2 separate regions of the Homo sapiens genome follow, and region 2 is linked to region 1. Evidence: read pairs that join two places in POLR2A ChIA-PET (ENCODE). Cell type or tissue: MCF 10A. All regions are shown on one strand. Each heading gives the region's core, and the rest is flanking DNA. Links, peaks and the distances in the headings are about the cores only.

What was found. Peaks named below come from ENCODE experiments on the same cell type or tissue, not always from the same donor. Only the 100,000 strongest peaks of a DNase experiment are listed, where the experiment ranks them.
Region 2: POLR2A ChIA-PET joins it to region 1 with 5 read pairs; 2 of 35 experiments call an interaction of 5 or more read pairs at or near these places.

Annotation. Positions count from the first base shown.
Region 1 is chr10:91,417,026-91,425,365 of GRCh38, reverse strand. HECTD2 (HECT domain E3 ubiquitin protein ligase 2) reads right to left here. Exons shown (of 21, transcript NM_182765.6): 2 at 1-85. The region is part of intron 3 of HECTD2-AS1 (HECTD2 antisense RNA 1); the gene reads left to right. Among named protein-coding and RNA genes, the nearest start is that of HECTD2, 11 kb to the right of the region's middle. In MCF 10A, for the core only: no CTCF peak of the experiment used is centred there; a DNase peak (open chromatin) is centred at 4,315.
Region 2 is chr10:91,946,693-91,955,032 of GRCh38, reverse strand. BTAF1 (B-TFIID TATA-box binding protein associated factor 1) reads right to left here. Exons shown (of 38, transcript NM_003972.3): 5 at 3,467-3,630; 6 at 1,160-1,296. Among named protein-coding and RNA genes, the nearest start is that of BTAF1, 27 kb to the right of the region's middle. In MCF 10A, for the core only: no CTCF peak of the experiment used is centred there; no DNase peak of the experiment used is centred there.

The sequences.
Region 1 (8,340 bases), core at 312-8,311:
TTTCAGCAGCTTCTTTCTTCGGGCTAACAGCTGAAATAAAACTGCTGAAAGTGGAAATTTGGCCTTTGGCTCCTCTGTCCAAACCCTGAAAACAGAAAAGTTAACATTGCAGTATACTTCCTACTACCTATAAATTATTTTATTGCAAAAATCACAAACATTTATAAGAGATTTTAATTTGATGACGAGTAGATAATAGATAAAAACGTATATAAATTTGACTTACCTTTTCTAGGACTTAACTGTCTCACATATAAAACAGCCTTATTATCTATCCAATTACAAATTGAGAAGTTTGGAAATGGGAATAACAACAGTACCTATCTTATAGATTTACTGTAAGATTTAACAGAGATAATGCACATAATTAGCATTGTTCCTTGCACATTATACACCCTCCATTAATGTTAACTACAATTTTAACTGTGTATTTAAATAATACTATTTTTGTGACCTCCATAAATATTATTTTTAATAAATAGGATGCATGTGATACCTTACAGGCTGATTCACTGAAGGCTATCCTCTCATTTGATGCAACTTTACAAGTTCAGGTAAAAAGATAACCCTTTAGAGTTTATGTTTTTCTAAGCACTGTGATTGGGCATACCAGAATTTTTTTTTAGAAGTAGTGCTAAGCACTTGGGATCCTTAGGCACAGGTAATAGCAATCTTCTAAAACATGGAATCTATCCATTATCACATCTTTCACAAAATAACAACTCTATAAAATTCATAGTACTTATTTAATTAATCAGTATTTTGTAATTATACAAAAAATCTTCACACATACTTTGAAGCGCAAGATTAAACTATAGAGCTGCCTCAGGGCTTATTCTCAGCTCTCTGGGATCTTTTTATACTATGTTCCAATTTCCAGATGCTTAAGAGAATACAGTAGTTAACTTCTTTTAACATCCACTTTTAAATTCTAAAGGTAACGTCTTCACTTTCACAGTAGAGGAAGAGTTTCTTTTTCATCTCCTCCTTCTTAATTCACCAGACTGATTGCCATTTACCTTTTCAGAATTCACTCATATAATATAGCAGAAGCATTTATGCTCACTAAATTCCCCATTCTCTTGCAGTTAGGTAGAGCCATCTGATTCATTCTAACAGGCCACAAGTGGAAAAGACGTCTGTCATTTCTGAGTCAGAAAGTACCAATGCATTTAAGACTGGGGCAAAACTCTAGCTCTTCTCTCTTTTCCTCGACTGTGGCAACCATCCAGGCTGAGTTGACATGTTAGAGCATCTGTTAGCTTGGGTTCTTGAGTGACTATGTGAAACAGAGCCAATCCTGACCAATGTTAGACTATATCATTAGCAATAATAAACCTTAATAGTTTTCAAACACTGAAACTTGGGGCTAATTTGTAACTGCAGAATAGCCTATCATAACTTGTTTCTGAAGCTTTTTCCAGTGTTCACCATTTCTATAAAACCAATCATTCTTATTTATTCTTCTAATTTATTTACATTGTTCCACTAAAATTATAATCATTCTAATGTTGGCCCTTCATGCTGGACTAGAAGTTCATCACAGAGCTTGTCATACAGTGAATCTTGTGCATAGGTGCTACACTTTAAATTTACTTTTTAAAGAAATTAATATAAAAGAGCCCAAAGAGAATAAATTTCAGACACTATACACATAGAATTAAGAAGTCTCTAGAATTAATAGACTTTTAGAAATTAGTTAACTCCTTCATTTCACAGAAAGGAAAGTGGAACTGTCTGAGACTCACCTAAAGTGACCTAACAAGCAATGGAGATGTAATGGACACTACATGGGAACCTGAGGGACACTTCCATGAGTAAAGTAAAAACACATATGCATTTTTTTGGTGTGACATTTTTGCCTGTTCATAGATTTTATTGTAATTTGTTTTTGCTTGGTCCTTGATTCTTGGCCAGATTTCAGCTCAGTAATGTCTGGGTTAATATTTCTGTGTTAGGAAACAAGTCATTTGTTGAGTACTTGTTATACACCTACTACTACAGTACCTACTTTAATACATTATAACATTCCTATATGTATTTACACCCCATTTTATAGATGGGGAAATTGAATTTCCATGCCCATGTTCACAGAGCTGATAAATGGGAAGCCAGGATTCAAACTCCAGTTTGAATGACCATGAAATCTGTATTCTTAACACTTATATTACAGTCTCCCACTATAGCAGCTGTCACTAATTAAGGGCTTAACATGTGACAGTACGTGTGTTGAACACATCAGCCTATTTTCACAACAACCCTTTGTGGCTGATGTAATCTCTACTTTTATAGATGTATGTTGAGTTAAATTTAATCGCTTTAGGAGCAATTCACCTAACCAGAGAATATTACATAAGCAGAACAACTAAGTGTACTTTAGGGAAACTTCTCATGTCCTAAACCATCTAGGAAAGACTAACATTTTCTTTTCTTCCCCCTTCCTTCACCTCTTCTTAATAAAAGAAGTCTCAAAGAATATTGCTTAGTTCACTTGTGGGATCTCCAAACAATAAAAATTAAGAATTCAATTAACAGTTATTCAACAACTATCAGTTCTAATGTCTAGTGGATTTACAGTCTCAAAGATAAGAGAGAAAATTGAAAAGAGAGGTAAGACAGTGATACACAATACCTTTCCATAAAATAGTCAGTAAATTATGTAATTTGCATAATATTGGTAAATTAAAGCAGTTTGTTCAGGTACACAAAACTAGTGTGTTGATTAGGAAAATGAAATATAAACAGGTTACATATTTGAAAAAGTAAATCATTCCTTATTATATGTATTAGGATGCTTAAATAAGAATTTTATTAATGACTGGGGCTAAGTTTGCTTACTTGTATATTTTGTTGTCAGAAAATCTTAATAATAGTGCGAACAAATGCCAAATTGGACACACAAATTTGACAGTTATAAGAAAGTAACCAATTTGTAAAATAAGGTTAGCCGTGCTTGTATAATAAATGGTCCCTCAGCAACAGACCTTTGTTAACTTAGCTGTAAACATCTACAATAATTTAACACATAGAAGGCATTTTTTCATTGACAACTGTCATGAATGTTATCTAAGACTAAGCAACAGTAGTATTTAGGGAGCAGTGTAGTTGGAATATAGAATCAGAAAGGGAGAATGGTCCAGCAAGATATGACTGGGAAGGTAGGTAGTGGCCATATTATGAGGCCTTCAGGCTACAGAGTATAGATTCTATCCTGAACAGAGATAGAGAAAAATCATTGAGGACTTCTAAGCAAGATATGACATGATCATATCTGTATTTTAGAAAAAAATCACTATGGTAGCAGTCTAGGGAATAGAATAAAGGGCAGAAATACTGGAAGCTAAACCAGGCCTACTGGAAGAAATGAAATTTGAATAGAGATAGTAATAATAGGGAATGAAGAGGAATGACAGCCTGGGCCAAGAAATGACCAAATTGTTAACAGCGATTTCAGGTGTAAGTCTGAAGCATAATGAAAATGAACAAACCCTCCCATAAATTATAAAGTAAGTGAAATAAACAATGTAAAATGCTTTCTTCAAATTTCAGAAGAATAGGCATATTTTGACACCTCACTGTATAGAAGAGGGCATCTTTGAAGAAAATTCTAGACTGGGTTTTATCAACATGATTTGTGAGTAACTACTAAAGGAACCAATGCTCACTAGGCAAAAGTATGCTTCGCATGATGAAATAATGAATTTTTATAACAGGGTTATTGTAATATATCAACAGAAAACCTATAACGAGCTTGTCCAACCCACAGCCCCCAGGGTGCATGCAGCCCAGGATGGCTTTGAATGCGGCCCAACACAAATTCATAAACTTTCTTAAAACATTATAAATTTTTTTTGTGATTTTTTCTTTTTAGCTCATCAGCCATAGTTTGTGTTAGTGTATTTTATGTGTGACACAAGACAATTCTTCCAATGTGGCCCAGGGAAGCCAAAAGATTGGACACAACTGATAATATAAGGACAGAACTGTGGGAAATATTGGCATGTATGATGTGAGCTGGCAAAGGAGATTAAGAATGAATGACCAAAGAAATCCAGAAGAAAGTGATGTGTTAAAAATATGGGAGGATAAAGTTTCAAGAAAAAAAAAAGGTCAATAATGTTAAATAATGAAGAGTGGTTAGGTCTAAAATGTGCCTAACGGAAATGGGCAACTATGAATCTTGAGGACAGCTGAGGTAACAGATTTAGGGTAATGGTGGTGGCACGGACTATACAAAATAAATTGACAAATGAATGGGAAGTTAGAAAATGAAAGCAATGAGCAAGGATGACTCAGAAGCTTTACTGAAGGGGAAAAAAGCCTGAGGGGGGGAAGAATGCAAAGGTTTGAGGGAAGATCTACTATGCACATTACCATGGCTGCCATCTAATGTTCCCTTATATTTAAATTGCCCCACTCATGGTCCCCATAGCATTGCTGTTATTCTTTGTGCAGGAATGGCTGTGGACTAGAGCTGAGGTAGGCACTCAACTAAGGGGCAACCCATCTGCAATTAGGGTAGCCATGTATTAGCTGGCTTGGCATGATGGACATTGATGCTTCCTAGTATGTCAATCAGAAGTCTTTCCAGATTTTAGACAGGGGAATATAGAAAAGACTGACTAGCTAAAAGAGAATAGCAGAGGCACAAAAAACAGCCAGTCTCTGTTCCTTTGCTTTCTGCTTCCAATCTATGTGCCTCATTCCAATAAATTCTCTTTTGCCAAAAGGAGGCATAGTAGACTGATTTTCTTTTTTTCTTTTTTTTTTTTTCTTTTGAGATATAGTCTTGCTCTGTCGCCCAGGCTGGAGTGCAGTGGCACGATCTCGGCTCACTGCAACCTCTGCCTCCTGGTTCTACTGATTCTCCTGCCTCAGCCTCCTGAGTAGCTGGGATTATAGGCACATGCCACCATGCCCAGCTTTTTTTTTTTTTGTATTCTTAGTAGAGATGGGGTTTCACCATGTTGATCAGGCTGGTCTTGAATTCCTGACCTCATGATCTACCTGCCTCGGCCTCCCAAAGTGCTGGGATTACAAATGTGAGCCACTGCACCCAGCCTGATTTTCTTTTTTTTTTTTTTTGTAATCATAAAAGCTTAAACAACATAGAAAAAAATTCCTTGGTCTAATAAGTCTCTTGTTTGTAAAATAATTGTGCTCTTGACACGTTATACTTGAGATGACATGAAATTAATCAGACATTTTCACACATTGATAGAATAATAAAAGTCAATCCTCAAAACACTGGTTGCCCCACATCAGCTCATACAAGAGAAATCTTACAACCTAAGACTTTCATGAGAAAAAAAACGGGCATCATTTTGTGCAATGGCAAAATGATTAATATTAGAGAATCAAATCAAGAAGTTACTGGGTATTTAATACGACACCAAACTCCAGACTAAATTAAACGTTAAAGAACATTACTTTACAAACCTTCTGAAATTTGGACCACAGCTATTACTGAGTTTTGTATACGTTATCTATGAGTCCTACAGGAGAACACTAAAGATGATGGCCTGGAATGTGGCCAGCCTACAAACAGTGGGCTGGGGGTGTTGAGGAATAGTAGTGGGATACTCAACCAGCTGTTCCAGATTGAAGATAAGTACAAATAGAGAACACAGGGAAAAACACTAAGAATTCTTTGAGGGAAAGAAATACTCAAAATATTTCAACCTTTAAATAATAGATATGTATTTATTTCAACCTAATAAATAATAGACCTGACTCTCTAGGCAGAGGCTGACCATACATTTATTAAACTCGAATTCAATAAACGTTGCAAACAGCAGAAAAACGTAGTAATTACAATAACTAACCAAAAATCTTATTTCACAAGTACCTAATGTGGGCTTCAATGGTCTTTTTGATGATATAATCACATAGATTATATGTAAGATTATAATATAAAATAATCTCAAGATATTTAAACAGACAAACACTTAGAGTACCTGTTCTGCTATTAACATATAGTTAAATATTTTCAACCTTATTTTAAATTTTATTTGAATACATGAGTTCCTACTTTCAACCTCTATTGAGGAACAGACTGAATCTTAAATTTCCAATTTCTTCGTCATATTTTTCTACCAATGCCAATAAGAATAACAACCATGGTTTTCCATCATCGCTTCTGAATTGACTAACAAGTGGTACTATATTCAAAATTCTGGTAAAATTTACTTTGATCATCCTCTATACTCCAAAAGTTGCCTTACAAGATCAACATTTTTCTTCACATTCTAACCCAATCCTTGAAAAAAGGAGTAAGTGCTGGCTGTTCCATCACGAAATGCTTTAAAAGCCGTATCTCACTATCTTAGAGTTTCTGAATTAAAATATTTTAAATTGAACGTCTATGTCTATAAAATTCACCCTTTAGTCTCAATGAGTCCAAGAATCTGTGATGCATATAAAAACTACTTTTTCAAAAGAATGAGTAGCTTCCTGAGATACTGAGCAAAGGTTATTATGACAAAAGACTGATAAATAAACATATATTTATAGGTTTCAAGTTAAAATAGAAAACATTTAAGATACCCTACTTTACCAATTTTTAATAAACTGACCTAAACTACCAATCAGAGCCATCCTGGAGCCAACGATATAATTTACAGTCTACAAAGAGACTATTTTAGGCCTTGATCCTGGGTAAAGATATTTTGTTTCTCTTTTTGTATGGTTTTTTTTCACAGTTCCCTATTAGGATGGTGGGTTACAAAATCATGAAATGCTGACTTTGTTCTACATCCTTCTACTAAGATATGAAAAGTCAGCTACTTTCAAGGTACAAACTTCCCTCCCAACCTAAATAGCACCAGCCCAAGTGGAATTGGTTTAAGTTATATAAATCATATCTTTAAATGGAGACTAGGAAATAAGGATGTGGATTCTGAAACAAAATTTTGTCACAAAAAAAAATCAACGCAATTGATCATATAGATGACTGAAAATTAGCCCTACAAACATTAGTCCTGAAGCTCAGAAATTTCAGTTCATTTATCACTAGGAAGGCAAGGTGGCATTAGAGATTTTATTCATTTATTTTATAATATAGGAAAAGATAAAAATACATGAATACATTATGGTTATACAGTAAAATACTACTTTTAAAATATGCAATTTGATCCAGTCAAAATTCTCAATCAATTAAGAGTCTTGTTCTTTTTTTTTAACAAAAACATCTAGAACAAAACCAAGTTAATTTGAAATACATTAAGCAGACTCAAATTTCAGACTGACTTTTTCAATTCAGCTGAATTGGTAAAATCTCAATAATTTCTATTTTTAAAAGGCACATTCATTGGCGATCATTAAAAAGTCAGGAAACAACAGGTGCTGGAGAGGATGTGGAGAAATAGGAACACTTTTACACTGTTGGTGGGACTGTAAACTAGTTCAACCATTGTGGAAGTCAGTGTGGTGATTCCTCAGGGATCTAGAACTAGAAATGCCATTTGACCCAGCCATCCCATTACTGGGTATATACCCAAAGGATTATAAAACATGCTGCTATAAAGACACATGCACACGTATGTTTATTGCGGCACTATTCACAATAGCAAAGACTTGGAACCAACCCAAATGTCCAACAATGATAGACTGGATTAAGAAAATGTGGCACATATACACCATGGAATACTATGCAGCCATAAAAAATGATGAGTTCATGTCCTTTGTAGGGACATGGATGAAGCTGGAAACCATCATTCTCAGCAAACTATCACAAGGACAAAAAACCAAACACCGCATGTTCTCACTCGTAGGTGGGAACTGAACAATGAGAACACATGGACACAGGAAAGGGAACATCACACACCCGGGCCTGTTGTGGGGGGGCGGGGAGGGATAGCATTAGGAGGTATACCTAATATTAAATGATGAGTTAAAGGGTGCAGCACACCAACATGGCACATGTATACATATGTAACAGAACTGCACGTTGTGCACATGTACCCTAAAACTTAAAGTGTAATAAAAAAAAAGAAAAAAGTAAATGAATAAATGCAGTCTCTAAAGCAAAAAAAAAGGGCACATTCATTTCATTATTTCAAAAAATGTTTTTTGATGGCTCACTAGAATGTCACACAGATATCCTCCAAGTTACAAATATCAACTTAAGAGTAAGTAGTTATTCATATAGCTCACCAGTATAACATTTTACCACTCAAGAAGGGATTCTTCACTCAGAGTTAACTACAAAACTATAAAAAAAGGAGAAAAAATAGGGAAATCAAAGCTTCTCAGAGCTTTCTCATCTCCACCTACTTCCTCATTCATCTTCTGTTGATCTTTCTCTACTCTTCTTCAACTTTAACTAAAAATAGTTAATTT
Region 2 (8,340 bases), core at 297-8,296, 530 kb before region 1:
TAAACACTAAACACTTTTTAGCTTTATGTGAATACATATAACAAAAAGTTCTGTCATTTGCAAATCCTATTTTCCGAGGCTTTTTATTAATTCAGCATTTATGCAAACATTTCCTGAGCACCACTAAAGATTCTTATTTAACAGATCTGAGTGGGACCCAAGAATATACATTTTTGGCCAGGTGTGATGGCTCAAGCCTATAATCCCGACACTTTGGGAGGCCGAGGAAGGAGGACCACTTGAGCCAAGGAGTTAGAGACCAGCCTAGGCAACATAGGAAGACCTTATGTCTACAAAAAATTTAAAAATTAGCCACACATGGTGGTTCACACCTGTAGTCCCAGCTACTTGGGAGGCTGAGGCAGGAGGATTGCTTGAGCCTGGGAGTTTGAGGCTGTAGTGAGCTACGATCGAGCCACTGCACTCCAGCCTGGGCGACAGAGACTGCATCATAAAAACAAAAACAAACAAAAAAAAAACAGCATTTTTTTTTTACAAGGTCCTCGAAGAGCACCTGAAGGAAATAGTTTTGAACCACCCTTTGAGAAATGCTGCTCCAAGCCATGCATAGATGATCACTTTTAGTAACTTATGAAGAAACAGAGGACAGTGACTTTACCCACACAGTTCTTTTCTTCAACAGGACTACATAAACTAGCCTAGATTATCATTGGCTATTTAGCATAGCCCCAGCTTAAGGCACAGGTGAGGTAATATCGTGACAATACCTCCCACTTTACTAAGGGAGTATTCTTAACTTGTGGTCCTTAGACACCTCTCTGATTTCATTCTCTATCACTCTCCTGTGCACTCATCCCAGTATAGAAGGCCATACTGCCCTTCTATTTGTTTCTTGATTATTCCATGTTTAAGGCATTTAAACTTGTTTCTTCTGCCTGGAATGCTCTCCCCTTTGGAGATCCTCAGCCCTCATTCAAAACTGATAATTAGTAGGAAAAAAGTCTGTACATGTGGATTTTTCTGGGGAAGTGGTCTCAGTTCCTAGTACAATGAATACTCTCTGACAATTGAGTAAGAGAATCCAAACAGTACTCCCCAGCTAAATATGTCAGCAGAATGTTTCTATAAATCAAGCAGACACAGATTAAAGCCACAGAGCCCTCTTGTTTTAAGTGAATAGGCAAAAAAAGATTACTACCTCTTCTCATTAGTTTCCACTGCATCCCTGGATCTCTGTTTTGCAAATAACTTGGCCATTCTTTTAGCTTTGTTCTTTTGTCTATTGCTCATTCCTGCTCGAAACTCTGAGTCAATCAATTCAGCTGCCTGAAGAGTCTAAAAGAATAAAAGAATGCTGAGTTGGAACTTTTGAAATTAAAATAAGTACCTATAGTCTCAGCCTCAGAAGAAGACCAAGTCTATAAATTTCAGTATATATACATCGATCACATTCTTTTTTGACAGGTTCACACTCTTTTGTTGTATGACTGTACCATAATTTCAGTCTTTTCCTCCCTTTTCTCTGTTATTCCAACTCCCAACAGATACACATATGCTTCTTAACTTTTTTTATGCTACATTATGAGGCACAAATGTATGATCCTAACCCATAGAGAAGGCCTTGAAGAGGTAAGACTTCAAAATAAAAATAATATCACCAAAAAGTTATGAGAATAAATGTCAATAGAAGAAACTGATCATCACCATCTGCTGAAAAAAATAAATAAATAAATTATAGCCTTAAGTGATTGGTCCAGCATGCTATAGTCCAACTTAGCTCATATGCCCCTTTCCTCTTAACTACTTACTGTCTACTCTTTTTGCTCTTTTCCATTCACAGAAGACACTATAAAGTCTGTGCGTTAGATTTTTAAGCTCAAGCCTAAAAATCCCTTCTGTGCCTAACCAAAAGATTCAACTGAAATTTATACTTCCACAAACAGTTAAGGTCACTGGTGTGGATGTTCTGCTGCAGTCTTGATCAAGAACCATGGGCACATATATAAGCAATGCAGCTGTAATGACCTATGGCAACGATGAACCTCAAGCAACTTCCCCCAAAGGTCCATGATATATAAATCTGGATTTTGCAAACCCCAAATTAGTGTTGCCTATCCCGCACCCAATTAATCTGATCTGTATAGCCCACTTTCTAATACACCTGCCCATTCATTTTCTTACACCATGTTCAATTACCCATACTGTGATCATATTATTGCATTTTTATTCTATTATCCTCTTTATCTTCTAGTTACATCTTACACTTTCCTTTCTACCCCATTTCCTTCTGTTCCTTTCAGGGTGTTGCTGTATTCTGGCCTCTTCATACTCTCTCTTTTTTCTCTCCTAGTATCTGCCTTTCTACCCCCTTGTCTGCAGAAGTTACTCATCATCACTCACACCCCCAACCCTAAAAAATACACTTTACAAATTCTAATGGTTTAAAGTGCCATTCGTATAAAGGCAAATAGAACCATTCTCCACTGAAGCAAAGGAAAAGACCAGGGGAATGACAAGACAGGAGATTCATAATTGCAAAGCAGGAATTGTTAATGCAGCCCATGGACCCCTAAAAGAATACTGGGGGTCAGGTAAAAGAGTACTGAACCGCTTGAGATGTAATATCTCACATGTGCATTTTTCCGAAGAGAGCCACAGCTTTTACTAGAGCTTCAAAAGAGTCTGTGGCATAAAAAAAGTTAAGAAGCACAAATGTATCCACTGGGAACTGGAATAGAGGAAGAGGAAGAAAAGAGTGAAATTATGGTACAGCCACAAAACAAAACAGCATGAAGCTGTCCAAAAAGAATGCGGTCAATCTGAATATACTGACACATTAAGCTGTATGAAGTGAGAAAAGGTAAACATGGCTTAAAAGGAATATATATATACACACACACACACACACACAAACACACACACACACATATACATATATACACACACACAAACACATGCACTTGGTACACACAAGTTTCAGAAATGATGCACAAGTAACTTGAAAATGGTTGTCTATGGGGCATGGAAATGTCTGTGTCCTGTTGGCAAAAAACTTCCTTTTACTTCATATTATATACCCTTTCTCGGTTGTCTTATTTCTCACTTAAAAAAAAAAGAATAAATCATAACACTAAACACTTCTACTATCATATCTGACTATAATAGCCCTTACTATCTCTCACTCTCCCAAAAAATTACTTTTCCCTACATCAAAGAACATACCAAAAAAAGAGCAATTGCAGCAATTAGAATCTTTCAATACCAGTAGTGCCTAAAAGGTCTACTACAACTTAACAGTCCAGTGTCTGGGAGGTAGGTTGAGCTTCTAACTCTATAGAATCTGTCATCAGAAATCCAGTTAAAAAAAGATGCTAAATTATGGTGGCACTAAGCAGCAATGAACAGAGCTAAGTATAACATTTTCTTAAACTATAATTACATAAACAAAATGAAGCAAACCCTTTGTATTATTACTTGCAATCAAATAACCAAACGTTTTACCTACAGGTTGTTTGTTAACAAAGGATGCTGAAGTTGGGGTATAATCCAAATCCTCATCATTGAAAAGTTCTTCAGTACTCATTCCAATTGCTTCTCCCATATTAAGGCCAAGTTTCTTCTGTAATAATTTTCGTTGGCGTGCTATCCTCTCTTTAGGATCCACTTCACCTTTCAACAGAAAAGAAATACGTTTTCTCCAAATCAGTTAAGAAGTTTTCTAATACGTGCACATCAAACTCTATCAAAATAAAAAAATACACAAAGCATCCCTTCTGCCAATAAAACCAACCATATTCATTCATGATCATCTCATAAACTCTGTTACCTAATCACATTGGAAAATACTGGTCTAGTTAACAAAACATTCTGGGAGTTTTCACTGAGATTCCCGCATTCCCCAACTGTTAATTAGTAAATATATATAAAATAATAAGATTCATTCCTGGGCCAGGTGCAGTGGCTCACACCTGTAATCCCAGCACTTTGGGTGGCCGAGGTGGGAGGATCACTTGAGCCCAGGAGTTTGAGACCAGTCTGGACAACGTAGGGAGACCCCATCTCTATAAAAAATAATTAGCAGGGCATGATGGTACACACCTGTAGTCCCAGCTACTCCAGGGGCTGAAGGCGAGAGGCTTGCTTCAGCCCAGGTCAAGGCTGCAGTGAGCTGTGATCAAAACACTGCAGTCCAGCCTGGGAAACAGAGTGAGACCCTGTCTCAAAAAAAAAAAAAAAAAATACATCTCTATGGAAACAAATCAATTTTATTTTATAGCTACACCTGTACCTCCTACGAAAGCTCTCACTGGGCTAAAAAAACATCTAGATTTTGTTCAACAGTAAAAGGGCTCAACAAACAAATGCTTACTCCAAGTGTAGCCTTTATGTATTCTGAGCTGATACAGCCCTAATATCCCAAATAATAAAGAGAATAAAAGTAGACAGGTTTTTAAATGTCTCAAGTAAAACCCTCAATCCTTCGGTGCAAAACAGACAAAACAGAACATACCAAAGGGCATTTAAAAATAAAAATTTGCCCTTAAAACAGCTAAGCTGTAAAAGACAGTTATACCTTACTGAAAAAAATTTGATATTTTAAAAACAATAACGATCTGCTTCTAATAATGGCTGAGTTAGTTCCTATTGGACTAACCCTCTGCACCTAACAAACTGGCAAAAACAGAAAAAACAAACTACCTAAAGGCACCAGGAAAAAAAAAAAAAGGCATTTACTTAGGGGAATTGTCAGTACTTAAAAAGATGGGAATAGCACTAAAAGCTAAAAGCTACAAAAGCGAAAAGCTACAAAAAACAAAAGTTTCCCCTTTTTGTAGCTTTTAGCCTGAAGATAGAGCCAGTACATGAAATGCGTGGCAGCTAAAATCTGAATTAAAAACCTAGTCTTCTTTCCCGCCCCCCCCCACAAAGGACAAGGTCTCTCACTCTGATACCCACGCTGGAGTGCAGTAGGTACAATCATAGCTCACTGCAGCCTCAAACTCCTGGACTTAAGGAGTCCTCCTGCCTCAGCCTTCTGAGTAGCTAGGACCATATGCATGTGTCACCATTCCTGGCTAATTTTTTTTTAATTTTTAATTTTAGAGATGGGGTTTATTATGTTTGCCCAGGCTGGTTTTGAACTCCTGGCCTCAAGCAGTCCTCCTGCCTTGGCCTACCAAAGCGCTGGGATTACAAGCGTGAGCCACTGCACCTGGCCAAAACCCACAGTCTTTCTGGCTTGGCTTGAAGAATGAGAAGAGAGTTAGGGGCCATTACAATCCCAGGAAGTTAGAAAGGGAAAACCCCAAAAGAAAGAGAGCCAGAGAGAAGAGGGCCAAAATTCTCTGTAAACTCAGCCCAAATCTCTGGTTGACCTATGAACTATGCATGCCCAGAGCAGACTCCAGACAATGCAGCTAAAGCTAAAATCTAAAAAGCTAAAATCTAAAAAGCTAAAATTGAGATTTGAGCTATTGTCCAGAGCAAAGAAGAATGAGTTTGAAATTTTGAGTTCCACCAAAGTAAATGTCTGCTAAAACAAGCAAGCAAAAACAAGCAAAACAATCTTTGGAAGAATGTAACAGAATCTAGTCTACACCGCATAACGTTCATAATGTGCAGAATAACTGACAAAATTAAAAGCAAAGAAAAGAAAATGTAACCCATTTTTAAAAGAAAGATAATTAATGGATACCAACTCTGAGATGTCTCAGATGTTAGAATTAAAAGGTTTTATTTAGGGTTTCTGTTTGTTTTTTGAGACAGGCTCTTGCTCTGCTACTCACGCTGGACTGCAGTAGCATGATGACAGCTCACTGGAGCCTTGTCCACCTAGACTCAAGCAATTCTCCCACCTCAGCGTCCTGAGTAGCTGGGACCACAGGCATGCACCACCAAACCCAGTTAATTTTTTATTTTTTGTGGAGGTGGGGTCTTCTCTCTAGACTGCCCAGGCTGGTCTCAAACTCCTGGGCTCAAGACATCTTCCCACTTCGGCCTCCCAAAGTGCTAGGATTACAGGCCTGAGTTACTGCACCCAACCAGAATGCAAGATTCGTAAGCAACTAATATAACAACGCTCAATGTAAAAGAAGATACTGTCACAATGAATGAAAGATAGGATACCTTGGTAGAGAATCAGAAACTATAAAAAAGAACCAGACTGGGTACAGTGGCTCACATCTGTAATCCCAACCGTCTGGGAGGCCGAGGCAGGAGGATTGCTTCAGCCCAGGAGTTCAAGACCAGCCTGGGCAACATGGCAAAATCCCATCTGGACAAAAAATTTTAAAAATATATAGAATTGTACACTTTAAAAAGGTGAATTAAATAATGTGCAAAATATGCCAATATAACTTTTTTTTTTTTTTTAATAAAAAAGAAGTTCTGGGGCAGGCATAGTGGCTCACACCTGTAATCCCAGCACTTTGGGAGGCCAAGGTGGGAGAATCGCTTGAGGCCAGGAATTTGGGACCAGCCTGGGTAACATAGCAAGACCCCCATCTCTACAGAAAAAAAAATAAAAAATTAGCCAGGCGTGGTGGCACGTGCCTGTGGTCCTAGCAAGATGGGAGGATTGCTTGAGCCCAGGAGTTCAAGGGTGCACTGAGCTACGATCATATCACTGAACTCCAGCCTGGGCAACAGAGTGAGATCCTGTCTCTAAATAAATAAATAAATAAATAAATAAATAAATAAATAGTTCTAAAACTGAAAAATATAGTATCTGAAAAAAAAATTTTAAACCACTGGATAGACTTAACAGCTTAATGGAAGATAACAGGACAAAATGCAAGTGAACTTAAAGATAAAGCAATACTGTTCTCACTCATAGGTGGGAACTGAACAATGAGAACACTTGGACACAGGGGGAGGAACGTCGCACACCGGGGCCTGTCGTGGGGTGGGGGGATGGGGGAGGGATAGCATTAGGAGAAATACTTAATGTAAATGACGAGTTAATGCGTGCAGCAAACCAACACGGCACATGTATACATATGTGACAAACCTGCACGTTGTGCACATGTACCCTAGAACTTAAAGTATAATAATAAAAAAAAGATAAAGCAATACAAAGTACCCAATCTAAAGAACAAAGAGAAAAAAGATATAAAGAAACAAAAGCCCAAATATGAAATTAAGAAAACAATTCTATTTACGATAGCAACTTGTATTCTGTCAAGTATAAAATGAAAAAAATTAAAAACTAAATGAAAATGTTCATGCATCATAAGAGTAAATATTGTTAAAACACTAATATTTCCCAAATGTATACAGAGATTCAACAAAATTGCTATCAAAATCCCAGCTGGCTTTTTTTTTTTTTTTTTTTTTTGCAAACATTGACAGACTGGTCCTAAAATTCATATGGAAATGCAAGAGACTCAGAATAACCAAAACAATCTTGAAAAACAGGAACAAAGTTGGAGGCTCATGCATCTTGATTTCAGAACTTACTACAATGCAACAATAATTTAGACAATGTGGTACTCGCGTAAGAATAGACATCAATGGAATAGAATTAAGAGTCCTGAAATAAACCTATGTGTCTGATGGTCAATTGATTTTTGACAAGAGTTCCAGAGCAATTCAATGAGAAAGAGAACAGTATATTCTACAAATAGTGTTGAGACAACAGGATAGCCACATGCAAAAGAATGAAGTTGGACCCTTAACCTCAAAACATATACAAAAAAAACTCAAAATCGATAAAATAACTAAAAACTAAAGCTATAAAACTCTCAGAAGAAAACAGAGGTAAATGAGCTTGAATTTGGCAAGTTTCTTACATATAATACCAAAAACTTGAGAAACAAACAAAACAATACAAAAAAATTGGACTTCATAAAAATTTAAAACTTTTATGCTTCTTACCACAGAGGAAATGAAAAGATAACCTATAGAGCAGTAGAAAATATGTGTAAATCAGGCTGGGGGTGATGGCTCATGCCTGTAATCCCAGCACTTTGGGAAGCCAAGGCCGGTGGTTCACCTGAGGTCAGGAGTTCAAGACCAGCCTGGCCACAACAGTGAAACCCTATCTCTACTAAAAATTAAAAAATTAGCTGGGTGTGGGGCAGGCACCAGTAATCCCAGCTACTGCAGGAAGAAGCCAAGGCAGGAGAATCATTTGAACTCAGGAGGTGGAGGTTGCAGTGAGCAGAGATCACACCACTGCACTACAGCCTGGGTAATGGAGTGAGACTCTGTCTCAAAAAAAAAAAAGAAAAGAAAAAGAAAAAAAGGAAATGCATAAATCACATATCTGGTAAGAAGCTTGTATTGAGAACATATACTCTTACAACTTATAATAAAAGGACAAATAACCCAATGAAAAACGTGCAAGTTATATGAATTGACATTTCTCTAAGGAAGGTA